Regions from separate parts of the Mus musculus genome. Here region 2 is linked to region 1. The links are chromatin loops, found by intact Hi-C in ENCODE. Cell type or tissue: left cerebral cortex. All regions are shown on one strand.

Region 1 (4,000 bases):
GCCTTGCCTTCGGCTCATCTTCTTCCCATTCCTAAGCCATCCTCTTTTTCTTGGCTTGAGCCGTTACTTCCAAGCCAATGGCTCTAAGGTATAATTTAGCTACAGTCTAATAGCTGGGCTGAGTACCAATAAACGGCATCTAGCAGTCTGCTAGATATTTCTGTCTGGACATCTATCAGGCATTTTGATCCTAATGTGCCCTTAATATCATCTTCCTGCCTAAAACAGTTTTTTCTCCAGGGGCCTTTTGTTGCTATAGGTCTCTTCCCATCTTTTTGTTTGTTTGCTTTTAAGACAAGGTTTCTCTGCATAATCCTGGCTGCCCTGGGACTTGCCCTGTAGATCAGGTTGGTCTAGAACTCCCAGAGATCTGCCTACTTCTGCCTTCAGGGTGCTGGGATTAAAGTCATGCAGCATTGCTGCCTGGCTACCCTTGCATCTCTTGACCAAGAGTTAGAGCCTTTGGAAACTGCACCTAATGACTAAATACAAATCATTTACCCCGATTATTCAAGGCATGGCTCCTTCCTCCCTCCCCTTTCTCCCTCTCTTCCATTTCCTTCTCTTTCTCTCCCCTTGTTTTTTTTTTTTTAATGTGTATGGATGCTCTGCCTTTATCTATGTGTACTTTGTGTGTGCCTGGTGCCCATAGAGGCCAGAGAAAGATGGGAGTTACAGGAATATGGGAGTAACAGACAGTTCTGAGTGCTGGGAATTGAACCTGGGACCTCTGTGAAAATAGCCAGTGTTCTTAATTGCTAAGCCATATCTCCAGTGTGTCTCTGTGACTGTATCTCTCTGTCTCTCTCCGGTGGATCTCTGAGTTTGAGGCCAGCTTGGTCTACAGAGCAAGTTTCAGGACAGCCAGGGCTACACAGACTTTTTCTCGGAAAACCTAAAAAAAAAAAAAAAAAAAAAGACAAGGTTTCTTGTTGCACAGGCTGCCCTTGAATTTGCTATAAAGATGGAGCTAATCTTGAACCTCTCATCCTCCTATCTCTGGTTCCCAAGGGTTGGGATTAACAGACGTGACACATCGTGCATGGCTATGTATATTCTTCTAGACTGCAGCTCCTCGCTCTCACCTGTGCTGGATAATTTTTTGTCAGCTTGATACAGGAATAATCATCCGAGAGAAGGGGACCCCAAATGAGAAAATACCTCCATAAGATTGGGTTGTAGGCTGGTCAGAATTTAAAATAACGAAAACAGCAACAACAACAAACCTCTACTAGAGCCGATTTAAAGCCAGTGACTTCAGGTGAAGGGCTAGTTCTCTCGCGGTGTCTGTTGGGAGTTGTAGTTTTTGCGATGCTTGCTGGGAATCGTGGTCTGAACCCGCTTCAGGAAGAGGGCGTGAAAGAACCTGAAGAGCGGAGGGTTTTAGGACCCGGCGGGGAGCGGCGGCCTGGGGGAAAAGTGTCGGGAGGTCGGGAACGCGCCCGTGATTCCGGAGCAGTGGCGGCGTCGCCGGAGTCGGGAGCGAGCAGGCCTGCGAGCTGCTAGGGTGCTAGAGAAGCCGGGGGCTCGGTAAGCGGCGCGGGCCCTGCCGGGTCCTCGAACCTGGCCGACCTCTGCGGGTCCGCCCTACTAGGCCTGGACGCAGAGGCGGCCCTGGGGGCGGGGCCTGAGTGTGCCGCGGCGACACGGGTGACAGAGCAAGGGGAGGGCTGCGGTTGCTGGGGCCGCTTGCTGTGGGAGGGTCGGGCCTGGGACCTCAGAGTCCGCCTCGCTGCCTTCGATCGCCCGCTACCGGCTGGGTCCGGCCTCTCGGAGGTCCCGCTGGGGCCTCGGGGACGCCGAGGCGCTGACCTTTGACCCCAGCGCGGGGCTGACCCCGAGCCGGTCGGCTCCTGGTGGAAAGCTGCGCCTCGGACGGGAGGTGGCCGGTCCCCGTGAAGTGTTCAGATGCCGGGTCCTGCGCTCTTCCGTTTTTAGCACCCACTTTTTGCAGAGTTAATAAACCCACTGCGCTTTCATGCGAGGAGTGTGTGCCAGCCAGGAAACCCACCCCTTCCCTCGTACGGTGAAGAATGATAGTCACTGGGGAAGTTGTCCCTGGCTAATGGGACAGTGGATATACTTCAGCCATGTCCTAATAAAATGTTGCGGGACTATCGGAACCTCCCCAACTTTTCTTTCTAGAAAAAGTTTTAAACTTAAGTGCATTTTCCTTGAAAATAGGGCAAGCATGGTGTTTAAACATGGCTAGTGTTAGAGCCATCATATGTGTAGCCTTAGGGCCCCTGGCCGGTTCAGAACTAGCTATGTAGACCAGGCTAACCTCGAACTTGTAGCGATCCTTCTGATTCTCCCTCCCAAATGCTGTGATTTCAGTGTACCTCACCAAGCTAGGCTTATCTCCTGCCCATGATTTAGGACAGAGTGACTTGAAATCTTCTTTGGTATGTTTTTGACTGAATGTTGTATGTATGGTCGTTTCCATGGAAACGCTTTCAAGATAGCAGATCTAAGAAAGGTTTTGATAACTTCTCTTCCAATAGTTAAGGAAGTCATTCTTTTCTTAATGAATTAGCAAGCCTTTAATGTGTTCTTATTATGACAGTCATTGTACCTTGTCATGTTTACATTTTTTTGCCTCCCAAGACAGGGTTTCTCTGTGTAGCCCTTGCTGTTAACTCTCTTTGTAGACCAAACTGGCCTCCAACTTAGACCTGCCTGAAATACACATTGAGTTCAAGGCCAGCCTGAACAGCTTAGCGCGGGCTCACACACACACACACACACACACACAATAAAAACAAAACCCAAAAAACTAAAACCAAAACCCACCAAAAATGAAAACAAACCCTGGATAACAACTTAGAACCCAGAATCTGGGATGCGGAGGTGGCTCAGAGGTTTAAGAGCACTTCCTGCTTTTTCAGAAGATCCAAATATGGCTTCCAGCTCCCACACTAGCTAGCTCCTGGCTCACAGGTACCTGTAACTGGCTTCTGTGGGTACTTGCACTCAAACACACATCCACACACAGACACACATATTAAAAAACAATAGCATGGGGTTGGAGAGATGGTTCAGTGGTTAAGAGCACTGACTGCTCTTCTAGAGGTGCTGAGTTCAATTCCCAGCGACCACATGGTGGCTCACAACCATCTGGAATGGGATCCGATTCCCTCTTCTGCTGTGTCTGAAGACACCTACAGCTACAGTATACTCATATAAATAAATCTTTAAAAAAACACAACAACATTAAAAAAATCAGGAAAAATAATAACAGAAACCAACCCAGAATTTGGGGTTTCACACAGCACAGTTTAGGGATCCATAAAACTAGGAAAATGTGACCAAATAACAAATGGATTCAGGGATGTGAGGGTAAATGTTGCTTCAGCACTCATTGAACACTGACTTGAGACGGACACTTAGCTTAAAGTCAGGGTTTTTTTTTTTTTCCCTGCAGTTCCCATTTTATTTTTTAATTTCACAGTATTCAAGTCCAACTTCAAGGCCGATATCAAGTAGCAAATTAATATTACAGCATAACTATTTTCTAAGATAACCAATAAAATTTCCCATACACATTCCTATGGACAGTAGTTTAAAAGTTTAGTTAGAGGAAGAAAAATAATATCCAAAAAAATCTTTGCTTTGTTTTACACAGCTCATAGAGGATGGTGATTCATCTAACTGTGATTACTGAATGGCGAATATTTCATCATACAAGTCTTGAACATTCATGTGACCGAGACAGGGTCTTGCAGTATAGCTTAGGCCAGCCTTGAACTTACAGTGATCCTCCTGCCTCAGCATCTCAACTACTTGGAACATGCATCAAAAGTGAAATATTTTTTTTAAGATTTATTTATTTTTATACCATTGTAGCTGTCTTCTGACACACACCAGAAGAGGGCACCAGATCTCATTACAGATGGTTGTGAGCCACCATGTGGTTGCTGGGAATTGAACTCAACACCTCTGGAAGAGCAGTTCATGCTCTTAACCACTGAGCCATCTCTCCAGGCCCTAGGGTCAGTTT
Region 2 (4,000 bases), 58 kb before region 1:
GATGACTACATACTCCAAACTAACCTGCACTTTCCTTCAGCTTTACCCACCACTATTTATTATGTCTCTCCTGAGTTAAACTTAGGATACTGCAAGGATCACATCTGTGTGGTTTAGCAACATCAGTACTTAAATATGACACCCTGATAAATACTGAGTTGACAGACCATGTAACTTCTACTGTTGCTGGATCTTGGACCCCTACTGTCTCTCCCAGATGATGAACAGTGCTGACCACAGATGTTGTAAAAAGTTGGAGGAAAAAGGATGGTTGATCCCAGAGCATGCCCCAAAAGTCATTCCCCCCTAGGCTGTTTTGCTGGACCTAGTATTACTGGGAAGCCTGCAATCAAACCTCGTATGGGGTTGCTGTCAAAAAGACAACTAATTCCTGCTCACTTCACTGCAAACCTGATTTGAGCATTTTCGGAAGCCCAGCACAAAACATTTTTCCTGACCCATTAAATGTTCAACTACATATATTCAATAGTTCTCAAACCACCTCTCACTTTTTCCTATCTCCATGAAAAACTCCAAAAAGCCTCACACAGACACAATTCCCGAAGCTGTAGCTGAGAATTCACCCAAGCACGCCTTAACTATCTCCTCCCCAAAAAAGATGCTAGAAACAAAATGAGGGGAAAAATTAAACTAGTCACAGGTTAGTTGACACTCCCATGACCCTTGAACCACACATATGAAGGACTGCAGGCAACCAAACCGCCAATGTCTATGACACACAACTCACTCCAAGACGGTCAGACAGAAGCCTCCACGAACTCCTTTCTCCACAGCCCTTTAGTCTCAAATCCTCTAATCCTCGCCTCACACCCTGACATTTCTAGGAAGCCGACTTTGAGAACATCTGGAAAGTCCACCATCTACCGACAGAAGGCGTTGTAGACGCAGGCGAGAGAGAAAAAACTCCTAAGGCTCTGAGCAAAGTTGCCTCCAGCAGTCCCTACCTCCCTCCAGACCAGAGGTCCCAGCACAGGCTTTAGAGATGGCGGGAGCGGCTGAGACACACCCAGTTCCCGGCAGTGCAACTCCGGCGCGGATACTAGATGCCCGACAGCCTGGGACAGGAGCCACGTGGACATCCCTTCCCCGCCCCCACGTGGACCCGCGCCCCGAGCTCCCCCCGCCCCCGCCGGCGAGCCCTACCCACGTGGGCGCCCGCGCCGCCTAGGGGGAGGGGGAGGCAGACAAGTTCTCCCGGGAAATCGTCCCCCCCACACCCCACGTGCTCCGAAAAAGGAACTACGGCGCCAAGCTGGTGAAGCTCCTCCGGCATCCTTAGGAAGAAGTCTTAGCCTTCAACTCCAATCCCGAGTCCCTGACGCCCCATCTAGGGCCACCTTTCTGACGCCCGACACTGTCCCTCTGGCGTGCCCAGGAATCGCCGCAGGGTCCCTGGCTCTGCTGCCATACCCTCCGCAGACAACTTCGGTCTTTTCAGCCCTACCCAACTCCCGCAGCATCGGCACGCAAGTGCTTCCTCCCTTTCCTGTGGCGTCCACGTGTCACCGCCCGGCACACGCCGCTTTGCTGCCAGCCGCGGGCCGCCGGCCACCCTCTCACCTGCTCCGCGGCGCTCACGGAGCCCCCGGTCCCATACGGCGCTTGGCTTCGACTCGCCCAACTGCCGCCACGCACTCCACCGCCAGGGTCAGGACCCGGGCCCCCAGTCGGAGGCGGCGCGACTCGGTCTCTCCGTCCCCGGCGCGCCGCCATCTTGGCCCCTGAACACCCAGCGCTGCTCTGATCGCCGGCGCCGCCTCGCCCAGCCGATTGTGGGAAAGGAACTACATCTCCCGAAGGACACTGCAAGACTACGAATCCCAGAAGACCATGCAGCGAACCACTTTGCAACCTGGAAAAAGATAAAGGCCCTGACCTCCCTCGAGGATTTCTGGGAATTGTAGTCTATGAAGGAAGATTAGCGGGTAGTGCTGTATGCGTATTGTAGGGCTCACTTTTGACCAAGCTGCTGAGTACGCAGTAGTAAGGAAAATATCACTTTATTTTTTGTTAAATTGCCCAGATGTTAGACCTCTTTGTTTGATGTTCTTCCTCCTGTACTTTCCTTCCACCTTACTTCAAGTCGACCGCTGTTTTCAAGCAGCACCCCCAAGTGGATACTCCCAGTCTAGACACTAACCCTCAGCTAATCTCATACTGCAGCACTAGTGCAAATGTTTCTATAAAAATACCGCATCTTCCATTCTTTCGCTACAGTTACTCAGAAAACTAGGTTGGTTTCTCTCTATCAAACTTCTTTACTCCAGAATTCCTTGCCATCCTTCAAGTGTTCTTCACCGAACAGTGGCGGCGCACTCCTTTAATCCCAGCACTTGGGAGGCAGAGGCGGCAGATCTCTGAGTTCCAGGACAGCCTGGTCTGCAGAGAGAGTTCCAGGACAGCCAGAGCTACACAGAGAAACCCTGTCTTGAAAAACAAACCAAGCCAAACAACCAAACAAAAAGTGTTCTCCTTCCCTTTGTTTCTCTGCATGGAACTTCTAACCTCAAAATAGCCTTCAAGTCATATTTAATGTAGGAAAGCTTTTCTGATTATCCCAGCCAACCACGATCCTTTTCTGTATTTTTACACTTCATTCCTATTTCTAATGTTCATTCATTCGTCATATTTTCAGTTTTTTAAAGCAACACTTATTATTACGAAACCTTAGATTATTGGAGGGGGTTAGAGAGAATGCTCAGTAATTGCGATTACTTGTTCTCTCAGAGTATCTAGCATCCCTTGTCAGGTAGCTCACGAACACCAATAACTCCAGCTCCAGGTGATCTTTAGATCAGATTTTCTTTGGGGGTGGGGGGAGGGTTATTTACGTATGCATGGCATACACATATATTTGATACATTTGATTGCCAATGAGATAGCTCAGCAGCTAAAGGAACTTTGCCACCAAGCCTGAATTACATTCCCAAAGTCCATTAGAAGATGTGGTGCGGGGCTGGAGAGATGGCTCAGCAGTTAAGAACACTGACTGCTCTTCCAAAGGTCCTGAGTTCAAATCCCAGGAAACACATGGTGGCTCACAACCATCTATAATATCTGATGCCCTCTTCCGAGGTGTCTGAAGACAGCTACAGTGTACTTACATATAACAAATAAATAATAAATCTTATAAAAAAAAAAAAAGATGTGGTGCAAGGGTTGAAAACTGACTCTCTAAAGATGCCTTTGGGCATCCACACGTGTGCACCCACCCTTGCAAACCCATAAACACAAAGTCAATAAACCTATAGGTCAAAAAAAATTTTTTTAAGATTTATTTATTTTATGTATGTGAATATACTGCCACTGTCTTCAGACACACCAGAAGAGGGCATTGGATCCCATTACAGATGGTTGTGAGCCACTATGTGGTTGCTGGGAGTTGAACTCAAAACCTCTGGAAGAGCAGTCAGAGCTCTTAACTGCTGAGCCATATCTCCAGCCCTGGAAAAAAAAAAAAAAAGAACCCAAATTATTTGAAATAGTCCAAAACTGGGGGCTGGAGAGATGGCTCAGCAGTTGAGAACACTAGCTGCACCCAACCATCCCTAGCTCCAGTTTCAGGGCATCTGCCACCCTCTTCAGTCCTTCACAAGCACTTCATAAAGGTAAAACATTTATACCTACAAAAAAAATAGTAAGGTAGAACTACTAAAAGAGATTCAACATCTACTTCTGGCCTCCAAACAAATAAAAAGCACACACATATCAAAATACATAGCAAGCTAGGTCTGGTGGCACATGACTGGAACACTGCATGGGGGTGGAGGTGGCAAGAGGATTGTGAGTATATTCAAGACCATGAGCCCATCAGATAGCTTAACCCATAGAAGAACCCAAGGGCCTGAATTCTTTCTCTGCAACCTACAAGGTAAAAAGAAAGAAAAGAACTGACTTCTTCAAATTGACTGTTCTCTCTCTCTCTCTCTCTCTGTCTCTCTGTCTGTCTCTCTCTGTCTCTCTCTCTCACACTCACAGA

Evidence for each region. Hi-C counts contacts between places; a loop is a spot of excess contacts. Peaks named below come from ENCODE experiments on the same cell type or tissue, not always from the same donor. Only the 100,000 strongest peaks of a DNase experiment are listed, where the experiment ranks them.
Region 2: it touches region 1 in a loop (7-fold over the local background); 8 of 42 quality-filtered maps call a loop at or near these places.

The regions. Positions count from the first base shown.
Region 1 is chr19:45,995,946-45,999,945 of GRCm38, reverse strand. Armh3 (armadillo-like helical domain containing 3) reads left to right here and starts at 1,458. Exons shown (of 26, transcript NM_198296.2): 1 at 1,458-1,530. 4930505N22Rik (RIKEN cDNA 4930505N22 gene) reads right to left here and starts at 1,809. Exons shown (of 2, transcript NR_152221.1): 1 at 1,227-1,809. In left cerebral cortex, CTCF peaks have their summits at 1,768 and 3,846 (motif pointing right); a DNase peak (open chromatin) is centred at 1,354; H3K4me3 peaks cover 1,609 bases; H3K27ac peaks cover 1,343 bases.
Region 2 is chr19:46,054,325-46,058,324 of GRCm38, reverse strand. It overlaps Pprc1 (peroxisome proliferative activated receptor, gamma, coactivator-related 1), which reads right to left and starts at 1,786. Exons shown (of 14, transcript NM_001081214.1): 1 at 1,582-1,786. The coding sequence starts at 1,734. In left cerebral cortex, CTCF peaks have their summits at 898, 1,933 and 2,132 (motif pointing left); DNase peaks (open chromatin) are centred at 1,236, 1,538 and 1,838; H3K4me3 peaks cover 1,872 bases; H3K27ac peaks cover 1,522 bases.